Linked DNA regions of Homo sapiens: all the other regions are linked to region 3. A link is a loop called in an ENCODE intact Hi-C map of the cell type or tissue named here. Cell type or tissue: B cell. All regions are shown on one strand.

What was found. Peaks named below come from ENCODE experiments on the same cell type or tissue, not always from the same donor. Only the 100,000 strongest peaks of a DNase experiment are listed, where the experiment ranks them.
Region 1: it touches region 3 in a loop (2.5-fold over the local background); 3 of 110 quality-filtered maps call a loop at or near these places.
Region 2: it touches region 3 in a loop (4-fold over the local background); 2 of 110 quality-filtered maps call a loop at or near these places.
Region 4: it touches region 3 in a loop (4-fold over the local background); 4 of 110 quality-filtered maps call a loop at or near these places.

What each region holds. Positions count from the first base shown.
Region 1 is chr12:32,300,209-32,304,208 of GRCh38, reverse strand. The region is part of intron 3 of BICD1 (BICD cargo adaptor 1); the gene reads right to left. Among named protein-coding and RNA genes, the nearest start is that of FGD4, 97 kb to the left of the region's middle. In B cell, CTCF peaks have their summits at 1,564 and 1,777; a DNase peak (open chromatin) is centred at 1,808; H3K27ac peaks cover 1,935 bases.
Region 2 is chr12:31,680,726-31,684,725 of GRCh38, reverse strand. All of the region lies in intron 6 of AMN1 (antagonist of mitotic exit network 1 homolog), which reads left to right. Among named protein-coding and RNA genes, the nearest start is that of ETFBKMT, 23 kb to the right of the region's middle. RefSeq lists a silencer at 2,190-2,279. In B cell, a CTCF peak has its summit at 2,421 (motif pointing left); a DNase peak (open chromatin) is centred at 2,385; H3K27ac peaks cover 1,785 bases.
Region 3 is chr12:32,132,521-32,136,520 of GRCh38, reverse strand. All of the region lies in intron 1 of BICD1 (BICD cargo adaptor 1), which reads right to left. Among named protein-coding and RNA genes, the nearest start is that of BICD1-AS1, 27 kb to the right of the region's middle. RefSeq lists enhancers at 2,002-2,061, 2,072-2,231. In B cell, a CTCF peak has its summit at 1,681; a DNase peak (open chromatin) is centred at 1,830; H3K4me3 peaks cover 748 bases; H3K27ac peaks cover 2,061 bases.
Region 4 is chr12:32,058,512-32,062,511 of GRCh38, reverse strand. No RefSeq gene overlaps it. Among named protein-coding and RNA genes, the nearest start is that of BICD1, 46 kb to the left of the region's middle. In B cell, a CTCF peak has its summit at 1,790 (motif pointing left); a DNase peak (open chromatin) is centred at 1,751; H3K4me3 peaks cover 231 bases.

The DNA of each region.
Region 1 (4,000 bases), 170 kb before region 3:
TATAATCTCAATGCAATGGTTTGTCTCGCAAAGGTTAGGGTAGAGATTTAGTTGGGATGTAGCCTGGCTGATGTAACAGACACCTAAGCAAGAGTGACTTAGTCAAGATGGAACTTTTTCTATTTTTTTTTTTTTGAGACGGAGTCTCGCTCTGTCGCCCAGGCTGGAGTGCAGTGGCGTGATCTCGGCTCACTGCAAGCTCTACCTCCTGGTTGACGCCATTCTCCTGCCTCAGCCTCCTGAGTAGCTGGGACTACAAGTGCCCGTCACCACGCCTGGCTAATTTTTTTGTATTTTTAGTAGAGACAGGGTTTCACCATGTTAGCTAGGATGATTTCAATCTCCTGACCTTGTGATCCACCCACCTCAGCCTCCCAAAGTGCTGGGATTACAGGCGTGAGCCACCACGCCCAGCCAGAGGTTTTTCTCTTATGTAACAGTATGGAGGTAGACAGGAGGAGATTCCTCATGGAATCTCTGCTCCATGAGGTCATCCAGGAGCCAGGCTCTTCCTCTGTTGTTGTACAGCCTTCTAGTCTAGACCATACTATCTCAGGTGGCTTGCCATTTGATCATGTTCTAAGCGGTGGCACAAAATAAGGAGCACACTGTCTCCCTTTAAGGACATTAAAAGTTACCCACATCACTTGTTATATATCATTGGCTGGTACTAGTCTTATGCCATTTGGCTGCGAGGAGGAGTGAAGAATGTAGCCTTTACTCTGGGCAGCACTGGGCCCAGGAAAAAACTGAGAAATACACCGTCAGAAGGGAACAATGAAAGCTGATGGTAAACCAGCACTCACTGGTCACCGAAACACTGTGGTGCTCTAATAGGATGCAACTCATAAAGACATATGTATAGCAGATGTTTCTAACAATGCCAGTTGTATATGTGAATATGGATAGTGTTATTTCAGTGAAAGAATGTGCTCACCACACTATGGTGTGTGAAATGCATTATGAGGACTGGGCACGGTGGCTCAGGCCTGTAATCTCAGCACCTGTAATCTCAGGCCTGTAATCTCGGTGAATTGCTTGAGCACAGGAGTTTGAGACCAGCCTGGGCAACATAATGAAACCCTCTCTCTACAAAAAATAAGAAAATTAGCCAGGTGTGGTGGCGTGCACCTATAGTCCCAGCTATTCGGGAGGATGAGGTGGGAGGATCACTCGGGCCCAGGGAGGTCAAGGCTGCAGTGAGCCCTGATGGTGTCACTGCACTCCAATCTGGGTGGCAGAGTGAGGCCCTGTCTTGAGGGAAAAAAAAAAAAAAAGAAATACATTATGTACAAAAGATGCCTCTAAGGCAAAAAAAAAAAAAAAAATGGTCATTGGAATTTCAACATGTCCCTGATAGAATTACTCAAAAGAGTCAATATTGGAGACCATTATTTATAATATCCATTATTTAGAATGAAAACTAGAAAGTGCTAATTGTTCTACCATGAATATGCATTTGAATAAATATAACAAAAAATTAACAAATCTATCAATGGCATACTACCAATAACTGTCTTCTAATCAAGTAGGAGTTTCTGGGTTACATATCAACTACATTACTTAAGATTATGAGTACTTCATGGGAGAAAAATTGCACTTTGGGAAAAATGATAACTGGGCACTATAAATAGCATGTTACAAACATGATGGCATGGAAATGAAATATACTTTTCACAACTCCAAGGAGTTATTACCTGGCCTGGGACACCTAATAACTTGACAGGCCCTGGCTATCTACTACCTGCTCAAAGGCATGTGTCCCTGTAGTTTGCATTCTGTACTCTAGTGGGCTCCCCAGGCTGGTGTGTGCTCCCGTGTCCCTTCCACCAATTCAGACATCAAATGATTTAAAGCAGAGATCACAAGGGGTGCCCATAGACCATCGAGCCTATAGATGTGCTTTATTTGGCTTGTAACACGTTATAAAACTTTTGGAATTGATTGCCAATATTTAGAAAACTGATGATTTCACAAACATTTGAAAACTTCTGATTTCTTTTTTAAAAAAATCAAAAGTTCGGGCTGGGCTCAGTGGCTCACGCCTGTAATCCCAGCACTTTGGGAGGCTGAGGCGGGCGGATCACGAGGTCAGGAGATCAAGACCATCCTAGCTAACACAGTGAAACCCCGTCTCTACTAAAAATACAAAAAATTAGTGGGGCGTGGTGGCAGGTGCATGTAGTCCCAGCTACTCAGAAGGCTGAGGCAGGAGAATGGCGTGAACCCAGGAAGCAGAGGTTGCAGTGAGCCGAGATCGCGCCACTGCACTCCAGCCTGGGCGACAGAGCAAGACTCCGTCTAAAAATAAGTAAATAAAAATAAATAAATAATTCAGGCAACACTGGGCCCACCTTCACAGAGCACAAAAATCACCTGTAAGTGAGCACTGGCTGTTCCTTTTCCATCTACTTTTTCTTTTGTTTGTTTGTTTGTGACAGGGTCTTGCTCTGTTGCCCAGGCTAGAGTACAGTGGCTTGATCACAGCTCACTACAGCCTTGATCTCCCAGTCTCAATCAATCCTCCCACCTCAGCCTCCTGGGTAGCTGGGATTGCAGGCGCATACCTCCATGCTTGGCTTTTTTTTTCTTTTTGTAGAGACAAGGTTTTGTACCATGTTGCCCAGGCTGGTCTCAAACTCCTGGACCGAAGCAATCCTTCCACCTCAGCCTCCCGAAGTGCTGGGATTACAGGCGTGAGCCACTGCACTCGGCCTCTACTTTTTGTTTACATCTTGTACTTAATGCTATTTATAAGCTGCTTGTGGTCATTTGAGTTCACTGCTCCTGCCCTGTGACTGACTCTCTCCAACCTTTTCCACCGAGCAAACAACCTTTCCCACACTAAAGCATCCAGTCACCTTTCCTTTATACTTGCTGACTGACTGCATTTCAACTAGGTTGTTACTTCAAGCAAAAACATGCATTTTTTACTTTATCTCTGGTAGTGAAATGAAAGGTTCATTCTCTGATTATAGGAATCTCAATTTGTTAGCCAGGAAGCAGGGGGAAACTGAGGATGAAGTGTGGAGGAAGAGAGGAATCCAGAAACGCATGCTCAACATGATTTACTGCTTTGCAGGTGACTTGGGATGAAGGAGTATGGAAATCAGAAGGGCCTTTACCTCCTTATGAAAGGAGAAGCAAGGATTGCCCTCAGTGTGGTTATAAGAAAGGCAACTTGGAAATTGCTTCAGACAGCAGTGTGTTTCCTTGTGTCATGGTTTCTTTCAGGCCTGCTTAAATACTGTAAAGTTGGGCCGGGCGCAGTGACTCGCGCCTGTAATCCCAGCACTTTGGGAGGCTGGGGTGGGTGGATCATGAGGTCAGGAGATCAAGACCATACTGGCTAACACAGTGAAACCCTGTCTCTACTAAAAATACAAAAAAAAAAAATTTAGCTGGGCATGGTGGTGGGTGCCTGTAGTCCCAGCTACTCAGGAGGCTGAGGCAGGAGAATGGCGTGAACCCGGGAGGCAGAGCTTGCAGTGAGCCAGGATTGCTTCCACTGCACTCCAGCCTGGGCAAAAGAGCTGGACTCTGTCTCCAAAAAAAAAAAAAAAAAAAAAAAAAAAAATACTGTAAAGTCATCTTCCTCTCAACCCTTTCCTTTTCTTTCCCTGGACAACATAGGACACCTCTTGCCAACCTTTCCTAGTATTTCAACCAACCCTCTGACTGCCCCAGATTATGTGATAAGCTTATATTTGCAGACATTACTTTAGTTTGCATTGTAGACCTGTTTTGCTGCAATCTTTGTTAAACTGATGGCCTAGACCAGAGGTTGTCCAATAATAGTATGTCCTGGCTGGGCACGGTGGCTCATGCCTGTAATCCCAGCACTTTGGGAGGCCGAGGCAGGAGGATCATGAGGTCAGGAGATCGAGATCATCCTGACTAACACGGTGAAACACCGTCTCTACTAAAAAATACAAGAAAATTAGCCAGGCATGGTGGCGGGTGCCTGTAGTCCCAGCTACTTGGGAGGCTGAGGCAGGAG
Region 2 (4,000 bases), 450 kb after region 3:
GCCAAGGCAGGTGGATCACAAGGTCAGGAGATCGAGATCATCCTGGCTAACACGGTGAAACCCTGTCCGTACTAAAAATACAAAAAAATTAGCCGGGCATGGTGGCGGGCGCCTGTAGTCCCAGCTATTCAGGAGGCTGAGGCAGGAGAATGGCATGAACTTGGGAGGCCGAGCTTGCAGTGAGCCAAGATCGCACAACGGCACTCCAGCCTGGGCAATAGAGTGAGACTCCATCTCAAAAAAAAAAAAAAAATCACTGAGGATCCCCAAAGAGTTTTTGTTTATGTATATTTGTTAAATTAAAATTTCTATTAAAACAGATAAATTTTAATAGACATTCATTTTTTAAAAATCGTAAATCTATTACCTAGAAAAGAGATATATTTTCATTCAGATCATCACTTTTCAGATCATTGTGGATACTCTTCTTTGATACCCCAAAACTCAGCAAGTGGTAATTTCTTATGGGTTGTTGCAATGTGGAACTTGAAAACATATCAATGAACTTTGCGTACATTTTGTTATGATGCACTTTTCATACATTTGTGTTATGATGCACTAGTCTGTCTTGAATTTTGAGTTGATCTTTACCAATGCATGATTTTGTAACATCATGCATTGGCAGTTCGGAAAATATTGGTTCTCTGAGTTATATAGATCTTTTAAATATTGACACATTTTATTATCCAAAACAAAAATCAGTTGTTAACATAATAACTGATGTCATTAGAAAGGTCCTGGATAGCTTTCAAGATCACAGTGGCAGCTACGAGGCTTCCAAAATTCACTTGAAAGCTAAAGCTTTATCACTGACAACAAATTCTGTCATTTGTTTTCTTTGAAATGACAGCCTCATTTCTTCTATTTTCATGAAATAGTCTGCCAAGTACTCAAATAAGAATAACCTTACACTGTAGTCATTGTATTAGTCCGTTTTCACACTGCTGATACAGACATACCCAAGACTGGGTAACTTATAAAGAAAAAGAGGTTTAATGGACTCACAGTTCCACGTGGCTGGGGAAGCCTCACAATCATGGCTGAAGGCGAAAGGCACGTCTTACAGGGTGGCAGGCAAGAGAGAATGAGAGCCAAGAGAAGGGGTTTCCCCTTTTAAAACCATCAGATCTCATGAGACTTATTTACTATCATAAGAACAGCACAGGAAAGACTTGCCCCCATGATTCAATTACCTCCCACCGGGTCCCTCTCACGACACATGGGAATTGTGGGAGCTACAATTCAAGATGAGATTTGGGTGGCGACACAGTCAAACCATATCAATCATTCTTTTAAAAAGTAAAAATGGTGTTCCATGAGAAAAGTAACTAGTTCAGTTCACAACCCTGAAAGGGTCTCAGACTACAGAATATGCAGACTACACTTTGGGAACCACTGCTTTATGGTAAAGAAAAATTATCAGTCAACTTCAACATTTGCAGCAAGAATAGCATATCATTTTCTGGCCAGGTGTGGTAGCTCACGCCTGTAGTCCTGCACTTTGGGAGGCCAAGGCAGGCAGATCACTTGAGATTAGGAGTTTGAGACCAGCCTGGCCAATATGGTGAAACCCCCTCTCTACTAAAAATACAAAAATTAGCTGGGCATGGTGGCGCACGCCTGTAATCCCAGCTACTCTGATGGCTGACGCATGAGGATCACTTGAGCCTGGGGGGCAGAGGTTGCAATTAGCCAAGATTGTGCCACTGCACTCCAGCCTGAGTGACAAGGTGAGACACTGTCTCAAAAAAAAAAAAAAAAAGAATAGCATACCCCTTTCAAATCACTTCTTATATTTTTGTGTGGCTGCCAGAAGTAGTGGAAGTAGACATTGAAATGGCAGGAGTTCAAAATATTTGGAATAAAAATATTTTTGATCTGGAAGATCACAGTTGGTAAATGCTGGACTAGGTGTTACCGTTACATGATCTAAAAATGACCTTTGGGGCCCTGTGTTGTTTACTTCTTCACAGCAACCAGGACTGTTAGCTCAAAAGCCCATCATCACCAAATCAAATGTTTACACATCCAATTGTTTAAGTATAGCCTAAATAACCAAATTATTAGCCATCTATCTAGAGCCCACCTGCTTTACATACCCTGCAAACTACACTCAACGTCTACTATCCATAGATAAAAACCCCAGGCTATAAAAGACCCCAAATCACTGCTGCCCTTTGGAGCTCTGTAACCCAGAGACACCCCCCCACCCGCCCCGCCGATCTTGCTGCTAAACAACGTCATGACACATACACCCTCTCTCTAGTCCTCCAGGAATTCTCTTACCCTCCCCCTTCTGAGTAGTGGCCGCCCTACACTGTCGCTGCCTTTGGAAGGTCTCATGCTGTGAGGGACTTCCCGGCATACAAACCTGTCAAAGCGCTGTCCAAAGAGAGCTTGTTGTGTCCCACTGCCACCTTGTGGTCACATCTTTTTCTTTGTTCTGCCCTGAAATCCTTCAGATTCACTGCAGTTACATGGTGTGCCATAACATAAAACAAAAAGTGTTTATATGTCCAAAAAGTTTGTGAAGGGCAACATGCCACTATTATGAATGTTAATTTGTCAAAGGCTCTGAGAAATACTATAGCTAAGAAACTGTTTAACTTCGTTTGTCCAAGCATTTCCAAATTTCTAGCACAGAACACTTTTTTGATTACCCTAGCCAACTCCATCACATTTTAAAATGTTATTTTTCTGATCCCTGATTTCACAGAATAGGAAAGTGAGATATTGAAATGTTATTTGTGTCAGGGTGCGGTGGCTCATGCCTGTAATCCCAGCACTTTGGGAGGCCAAGGTGGGTGGATCGCTTGAATGCAGGAGTTTGACACCAGCCTGGGCAACATAGAGAAACCCTGCTTCTATAAAAAATTGTTTTAATTAGCTGGGCATGGTGGTGCACACCTATAGTCCCAGCTACTCGGGAGGCTGAGGTGGGAGGATCGCTTGAGGCCCCAGGGGTTTGAAATCAGCCTGCACAACATTAACTGAGACTTGCTGTCTAATAAAATAATAATAGTGCTAAGACTAAAACTAAAATCTTAAGATACAGTAAAACGAACGCTGATCCCATCCACGCCATCTCTCCAGAACATCGAATAAATCACTTAACTCTTATGGATCTCGACTTTGCCTTGTGCATAATGGCCAATTATCATAACATTGAGAGATCTAATATTAATAATAATGCAAGAGGCCGGGCATGGTGGCTCACGCCTGTAATCCCAGAACTTTGGGAGGCCGAGGCAGGTGGATCACCTGAGGTCAGGACTATGAGACCAGCCTGACCAACATGGTGAAACCCTGTCTCTACTAAAAATACAAAAATTAGCCAGGCATGATGATGTATGCCTGTAATTCCAGCTACTCAGGAGGCTAAGGCAGGAGAATTGCTTGAACGCAGGAGGCAGAGGTTGCAGTGAGCCAAGGTCATGCCACTATACTCCAGCCTGAGCAACAAGAGCGAAACTTCGTCTCAAAAAAAATAAATAAAAATAATAATGCAAGAGTTCATACAATATATTCTACCTTGAGTCATCACATCAAAAAAAATAAATTTTTTAAATAGTTCATATAAAATGGCTTTTATTAATAAACTAAAGAGAAAAAAGCTGAAGAAATTTTAACTACCCAGATCACTTCTACTCTTCCCACTTAACCATCAGTACCCCTAAATCTTCTATAATGATATATTTTTGCTAACATCATTGAATGGAAGTAAAGTGGGCTAACATGTTCACCTTATATTTGATTTTTAATTTCTTCTTTTTCCAAGGAAGATAAATGCTGGTTGTGTTTGTGGGGGTTTTTTGTTTGATACATGGAAGGCCTTTCTTCTTTCGTGACACCTTATATAACATGATTCCTCTTATATATTCATATGGTTGCTCACATATGAGTATTTAAGACCATAAAATTTATATTATATAGAAAGTATTTACTATACTTGCATATGCATGTGCAATTATAATATTGTTACCCTCAAAGCAACCTGACT
Region 3 (4,000 bases):
TTACTCTGACAGTGATGCAGCCAGAGGCACTAAAGGGTTAGCCCAAGGGCCCCAGCCCTGCATTTGGCCCATGAAGGGGCTTACGATCCTCGTTTTCTGGGTTTGGGTGATGTTAGAGGAAAGTGCCCCAGCCCAGCACCATTCCTTTTTGCTTCTGGTTTGGAGCTCTAGACCACAGCCTTAGTTCTGGTCAGTTGTTAAGTAATTATTTAACAGTGTGACGTTCAGACCTGCATGACATCTATACAGTGTCCAGTAAAGAAAGAGAAAGCCATGGTCCCTACCTTCAAAAAAGAAAAAATGCCACGTAGGTGCTTGGTGATACAAAGTTGAGTAAGACACACATAATCTGGTGGAGGAAACAGACCTGAAAATCAATAATCACAGAACAGTGGAACATTATAGTTGCCTCAGTCTTTACAGGGGAACACAGAGGAGCACCAGCTAAAGAATGTGTACTTTGGACAAAGTTATATGCCAGGTACTCCTATATATATGATCTAATACAAAAATAAACATCAGTCCTATACTGTTAGATGAAGAAATAGGTTCCAAGATTTAAGAGGCAGAACTGAGAATGCAAGTCCTGCGCTATCATCCTCCACACGCCTCTCCTTTGTCCCTCTCCACCTTCCTTCCCCCTTTATTTTCCTTTCCTAGAAGGGAAGGAGGGTGTCAGCATCTCAATCAAAAGTCAAAACTCACATGTCAACAGGTAAGTGACAGATGATGTAAATGAGGGAAGAACAGAGATAGTGAGATAACTCAGATGAGATGGAATGGTGGGGACTCTGGTGAATTAGAGATTCACGCTCTTTCTAAAAGAAAGGTGAAGGTTCATGCCTGTAATTCCAGCACTTTGGGATGTAAAGGCAGAAGATCGCTTGAGGCAAGGAATTTGAGACCAGGCCAGCCAATATAGTGAAGTGTTGTCTCTACAATAAATTTAAAAATTAGCCAGGTGTGGTGATGCACACCTGTAGTCCCAGGTACTCAGGAGGCTGAGATGTAAGGATCACTTAAACCCAGCAGGTCTAGGCTGCAGTGAGCTGTGTTTGTCTCACTGCACTCCAGCCTAGGTGACAGCGCAAGAGACCCTGTCTCAAAAAAAAAAAAAAAAAAAAAAAAAAAAAAGCCACGCATGGTGGCTCATGCCTGTAATCCCGGCACTTTGGGAGGCCGAGGCAGGCGGATCACCTGAGGTCACAAGTTCAAGACCAGCCTGGCCAACATGGTGAAAGCCCATCTCTACTAAAAATATAAAATTAGCCAGGCATGGTGGCATGCACCTGTAATCCCAGCTACTCAGGAGGCTGAGGCAGGAGAATGGCTTGAACCTGGGAGATGGAGGTTGCAATGAACTGAGACCACACCACTGCACTCCAGCCTGGGTGACACAGTGAGACTCCGTCTCATAAAAAAAAAAAATAAAGGAGGGGAGCGGGGAAGGGGAGGGGAGGGGAATGGAGGGGAGGAGGGGGAGAGGAGAGGAGAGGAGGACTCATTCACCTCTAGCCCTCTGATGCCACACAGAAATGTGGGCCCAAGGCTCTGTGAAATCTTCCAGTTTTTTGAGACTGGCCTGAAATCCTGTTTATGTGATTCTGTTTCTTGAAAAAAGCAGCTCCCTAAATCAAAATGTTTATCAATCACCAAGCCTGACTGTGGCCACGGGATATCAGCTTGCAATATCTGCTGTAGACCAAAGGTGGCCAGGCTTGTCGGCATTGCTCCCGACACTATGGTGTTTCACTTAGAAAGTTTAACAACCACACAGTCATCGCAAAACAAACCACAGGACTGGTGCCACTACTGTTATCAAGACTTTATTCTAATTCTGAGGTATTAAGGAGAGAGGCACACAATGACAGAGTCGCGGTGCTGAAAACACCTGACTCACTTCCTTGACATCCCTACCAAGTAGCTTTTTGGCTCTGCTTAAGCATCATGATGAGCCAACAGGGAAGTCTCTCTCTCCTCAGATGGCCTGCTCACTTTCACTCTGCTCTTAGACATTAGAGAAGGTCTTTTTTTATATTAAGTTGACCTCTGTATCCCTGTATCTGCCACCCATTGGTCTCTGGACCACTTTACCTAGAACACAATATCCCAGGAGCAAGAAACCAACGTTATCATCACATTACAAACAGTGTTTCTGTTCATACAAAGATCATATCAGCTTTTTACTTGGACTAGCACACTTGCCTCCCTGGCCCTCGGGGACCATAGCATGATCTAGCAGTGCCAGTGAGTTAACAAAGGCTTACCAAGTTCCATGGTAGGGCACAGGGAGAGCTGTTATTTCCATCAGTCACATGTTTTACTTTAATTCTAGCTCAAGAATATATTTATGCCCCAGTCTCCATGTTCCTAATCTACAGTGCACAACTGCTTCCTATAAATAATTATTTTAACTTTGGTTTAAAAAGTACTGGCATCCAGCCAGGCACAGTGGCTCAGGCCTGTAATCCCAGCACTTTGGGAGGCCGAGGTGGGTGGATCACCAGGTCAGGAGATCAAGACCATCCTGGCCAACACAGTGAAACCCCGTCTCTACTAAAAATACAAAAAATTAGCCAGGCGTGGTGGCAGGCGCCTGTAGTCCCAGCTACTCAAGAGGCTGAGGCAGAAGAATGGCGTGAACCCGGGAGGCGGAGGTTGCAGTGATCAGAGATCGTACCACTGCACTCCAGCCTGGGGGACAGAGCAAGACTCCATCTCAAAAAAAAAAAAAAAGAACTGGCATCCATTTCAGAAACTGGATAAAGTTGGTTTCACAGAATGTTAAAAAGTATCCATGGCTAGTTTGTTTGACTTTATAGGAATAAAAATGACTTAACAGTTTAGCTTTATAACAGAAACTAAGAAATATGGCTCCACACTTAATATGCATCATGAAAGGTAGCCAACTTAGGTCCAGTAAATTACATCATAGAGCATTATAACTATAGAATGCTGCTTGTTTTTCTGGCAAAGTCATGAATCCCTTCCAAATGAGAAACATTTTGGCAGACTCATCTTTTTTTTTTTTCCCAGATGGAGTCTTGTTCTGTCGCCCAGGCTGGCTTGCAGTGGCACGATCTTGGCTCACTGCAACCTCTACCTCCCAGGTTCAAGTGATTCTTGTGCCTCAACCTCCCGAGTAGCTAGGATTACAGGTGTGCACCACCATACCCGGCTAATTTTTGCATTTTTAGTAGAGATGGGGTTTCACCATGTTGGTCAGGCTGGTCTCAAACTCCTGACCTCAGGTGATCCACCTGACTCAGCCTCCCAAAGTGCTGGGATTACAGGCATGAGCCACCCCGCCTGGCCAGGAGACTCATCTTAAAATTATTTTTCAGACAAAGTATCAATATTGGTATCCACAAGAATTTTCAAATTCAAATAAGCAAATATTTCGTCTCCTAAATTTAAGTGTGAAATATTATTTTATTCCTTTTTATATCTCCTTATCATATGATTTCTTTACATTCTTCCTAGCTCCTTATAAGAAACCTAGGAGCCATCCTGATTTCTCCACCTTCTTTTGCCTCCCATATTTAATTAATTAGCAAATCTTTCAACATATACCCTGAATCAGATCACTTCTTACCCTCAAGTAGATTCTCTCTCAGTCTAAGCCACCATCATCTCTTACCTGAACTACTGCAATAGCCTCCTAACTTGGCTCACTCTTCCACTGTCTGCAAGGAATAACCAGAGTGATCTTTTAAAAACATGTATGAAATCACATCACTCAGGCGGCTTAAAATAAAATCCAGACTTCTCACCAGGGCTCAGAGAACCTGCTTGCTGACTCCCTCTCCACTGCCCCTCTCACATTCCCCCTCCCCAACAACTGCCACACTGGAGTCTTTTGGGGTCCTGGTTGAAGGCAGTACTGCCCCCTTGGCGTTGGGGCGGGCAGTGGGTGTCTAGAATGTGTGACTGTTTTTGTAATGACAGTGACTAGGGATGCTAACCGTCCCGCATTGAGCCACACAGTCCCACAGTGCAC
Region 4 (4,000 bases), 74 kb after region 3:
AGTACAAAAATTAGCCAGGCATGGTGGCAGGCACCTGTAATCCCAGCTATTCGGGAGGCTGAGGCAGGAGAATCACTTGAACCCGGTGGGTGGAGGTTGCAGTGAGCCGAGATCACACCACTGCACTCCAGTCTGGGCAACAGAGTGAGACTCTGTCTCACACACACACAAAAAACTATCAATCTGTTTAACATTTAACTTCATAGAGTCTGGGTCCTAATTGATTTGAGAGCAAAGACTCTCAAAGTGGTGCCCCGTGGTCCTTGGTGGGGAGGGCCCTATGCTTTCAAGAGGCCTCCAAGGTCAAATTAGTTTTATAATAATTATTATATTTAGCTTTTTAACTTCCATTCTCTCATGAGTGTAAAGTGGAATTTTCTAGAACCTACATAATATCACAACATATTGAATACAGAACTGATTAGATAATCTGTCTTCTAGTAGGTCAGATATTAACGAGATTTGCAAAAATGTAAAACAAGGGCATTCTACTCATATGTTTTATTTTTGGAAAATATAGTTATTTTTAAAATATATATTATTGGCCAGGCTCCGTGGCTCACACTTGTAATCCCAGCACTTTGGGAGGCTGAGGCGGGTGGATCACCTGAGATCAGGAATTCAAGACCAGCCTGGCCAACATGCTGAAACCCTGTCTCTACTAAAAATACAAAAATTAGCCAGATGTGGTGGCAGGCGCCTGTAATCCCAGCTACACAGGAGGCTGAGGCAAGAGAATCGCTTGAACCTGGGAGGAGGAGGTTGCAGTGAGCCAAGACGGCACCACTGCACTCCAGCCTGGGCGACAAGAGCAAGACTCCATCTCAATAAATAAATATATGTATATGTATATATATATATATGTATGTGTATATATATATATATATATATATATATATATATATATATATATATATATATATAGTTGAAGATTAACCGGAAGCAGTGGCTCACACCTGTAATCTCAGTATTTTGGGAGGCCAAGGCAGGCAGATCACTTGAGGCCAGGAGCTTGAGACCAGTCTGGGCAACATGGTGAAACCTTGTCTCTACAAAAAATACAAAAATTAGCCCAGTGTGTAATCCCAGCTACTTGGGAGGCTGAGGCAAGAGAATTGCTTGAACTTGGGAGGCAGAGGTTGCAGCGAGCCGAGATCACGCAACTGCACTCCAGCCTAGGTGACATATTTTTCTGTCTCAAAAATAATAATAAATAATAAATAAAAAATCTACTCTCCTGTTCATGGACATTTAGATTGCCCCCACTTTTTCTACAGTACAAACCATGACATCATAATTGTGTAGGAATACATAAAATATACAGCCATGTATATACATATATATACACACATACTGATATATATAGACATAGATAGATGATAGATGATAGATAGATAGATGATAGATAGATAGATAGATAGATAGATGATAGATAGATAGAAATATTGCATTATTTTTGTAGGGAAGAGTTTTTGACTCCAGTTTTCTATCCCAAATTGATTAGAAGATTTAAAATACACAAAAAAGGTGTCAGCGATTCGTGTTTGTAAAATCTCCAGCATTCCAGCCTTCCCGAAGGGGCTGGTGAGAGGAAAATAATGTCTTTGCCCCTACCACTTATCCCCAACCCCAGGCAGCCCAGACCACAGAATAATGCTGCCCTACCCCGCCCCAAGAAGCAAGGCAGGTTTAGTCCACAGCAGAGCTTTTTGGTTCAGTGACTCTCTACAGTGCTAGTACTGCCCTCTAGAGGGCAATTTGGAAATTTTTTGAAGTCTGTACCAACGATTTAGAGGGCTGGCGGGATTTGCATGTTTGCATGGGCCCGGCTGAGGCCAGCGACAGTAAACAATGTGTAGAACAGCCTCCAAAAGCAAAATTGTTCCCCAGCCCAGATAAACTTTTAGTGTCCCTCCACCCATTTATGAAGGTTAAAAACCTGTTTATAATTATCTGAGCTTAAACCTAACTTTTACTTCTTTTTTTTTTTTTTTTTTTTTTTTTTTGAGACGGAGTCTTGCTCTGTTGCCCAGGCAGGAGTGTAATGGCGCGATCTCGGCTCACTGCAACCTCCACCTCCCGGGTTCAAGCAATTCTCTGCCTCAGCTTCCCGAGGAGCTGGGACTACAGGCACCCGCCACCATGTCCGGCTAATTTTTATATTTTTAGTAGAGACGGGGTTTCACCATCTTGGCCAGGCTGGTCTTGAACTCCTGACCTCATGATCCACCCGCCTCGGCCTCCCAAAGTGCTGGGATTACAGGCATGAGCCACCGCGCCCGGCCTAACTTTTACATGTTAACAAAATATTTTTGCATAGTTTTACTAGACACTGAATTTTCCAGGAATTCAATCACTGTAGATTTGCAAATCTAGGAAATACTGTACTTTTCTTGGCTCAGGATTTTATTTACTCACCATTTTGGAAAATCATGTCTCTGAAGGAAAGCCTAATTTTGGTATTTTAGTCAGTGATACACCATAACTGTTTCTATATCCATCCCTTTTTCAGTATTTAACGGTGTTGACTAAAAGAGTCAAACTCTGTAAAACATTTTTTTTTTTTGAGAGGAGTCTTGCTCTGTCGCCCAGGCTGGAGTGCAGTGGCACGATCTCGGCTCACTGCAAACTCCGCCTCCCGGGTTCACGCCATTCTCCTGACTCAGCCTCCCGAGTAGCTGGGACTACAGGCGCCCACCACCGCACCCGGCTAATTTTTTGTATTTTTAGTAGAGACAGGGTTTTACCATGTTAGCCAGGATGGTCGCGATCTCCTGACCTCGTGATCCACCCGCCTCAGCCTCCCAAAGTGCTGGGATTACAGGCGTGAGCCACCATGCCTGGCCGGTAAAACATTTTAAGAGATTTATTCTGAGCCAAATACGAGTGACTATGGCCGGTGACGCAGCCTTCAGGAGGTCCTGAGAACATGTGCCCAAGGTGGTTGGGGCACAGCTTGGGTTTATACATTTTAGGGAGACATGAGACATCAATCAAATACATTTAAGAAATAACATTGGTTTGGTTCCAAAAGGCAGGACAAAAAGCGCGGGGGGGCTTCATAGGTAAATTTAAACATTTTCTGGTTGACAATTGGTTGAGTTTATCTGAAGGCCTGGGATCAATAGAAAGGAAATGTTCAGGTTAAGATAAAGGATTGTGGGTACCAAGTTTTATTGTGCAGAGGAAGATCTCAGATAGCAGACTTCAGAGAGAGCAGGTTGCAAAATGTTTCTTATCGGAACTAAAAGGGTGCTTGGCTCTTAGTTGATTATCTCCTGGATCTGGAAAGGAAGGAAGGACAAAAAAGGGGAAAAGGGGATTCTCTACGGAATGTGGATTTTTCCCACAAGAGATGGCTCTGCAGGGCCATTTCAAGATATGACAGAGAAACATGTTTTGAGGTAAAATATTTTTATTTTCTTCCTTGCCATGGCCAGAGTCAGATTGGAAAGTAAGTCTCAATATACAGGATTAAATAAAACCCATCTGATGAGAACTGATGATTTGTGGGGCATGACTCCCCAGACTCCTTACATAAGAATTTGGGGAAAAAAAAAAAATCAGAGCTTCGTCCTCAACATAGAGGCCCAAGCATCTCACTATTCATTATGCCTTCTGATGTTATCATATCCAAGTAATGCGACTGTTAACTACAGTCATCTCTCAGCATCAAACAGGGTGTTCCAGGGCCCCTAAGGATACCAAAAACTTGTAAATGCTCAAGTTCCTTATATAAAATGGTACAGTATTTGTATATGACTTACACACATCTTCCTCTGTCCTTTAAATCAAGCTTCTCCGGCCGGGCACGGTGGCTCACGCCTGTAATCCCAGCACTTTGGGAGGCCGAGGCGGTCGTATCACAAGGTCAGGAGATCGAGACCACGGTGAAACTCCGTCTCTACTAAAAATACAAAAAAAAATTAGCTGAGCGTGGTGGCAGGCGCCTGTAGTCCCAGCTACTGGGGAGGCTGAGGGAGGAGAATGGCGTGAACCC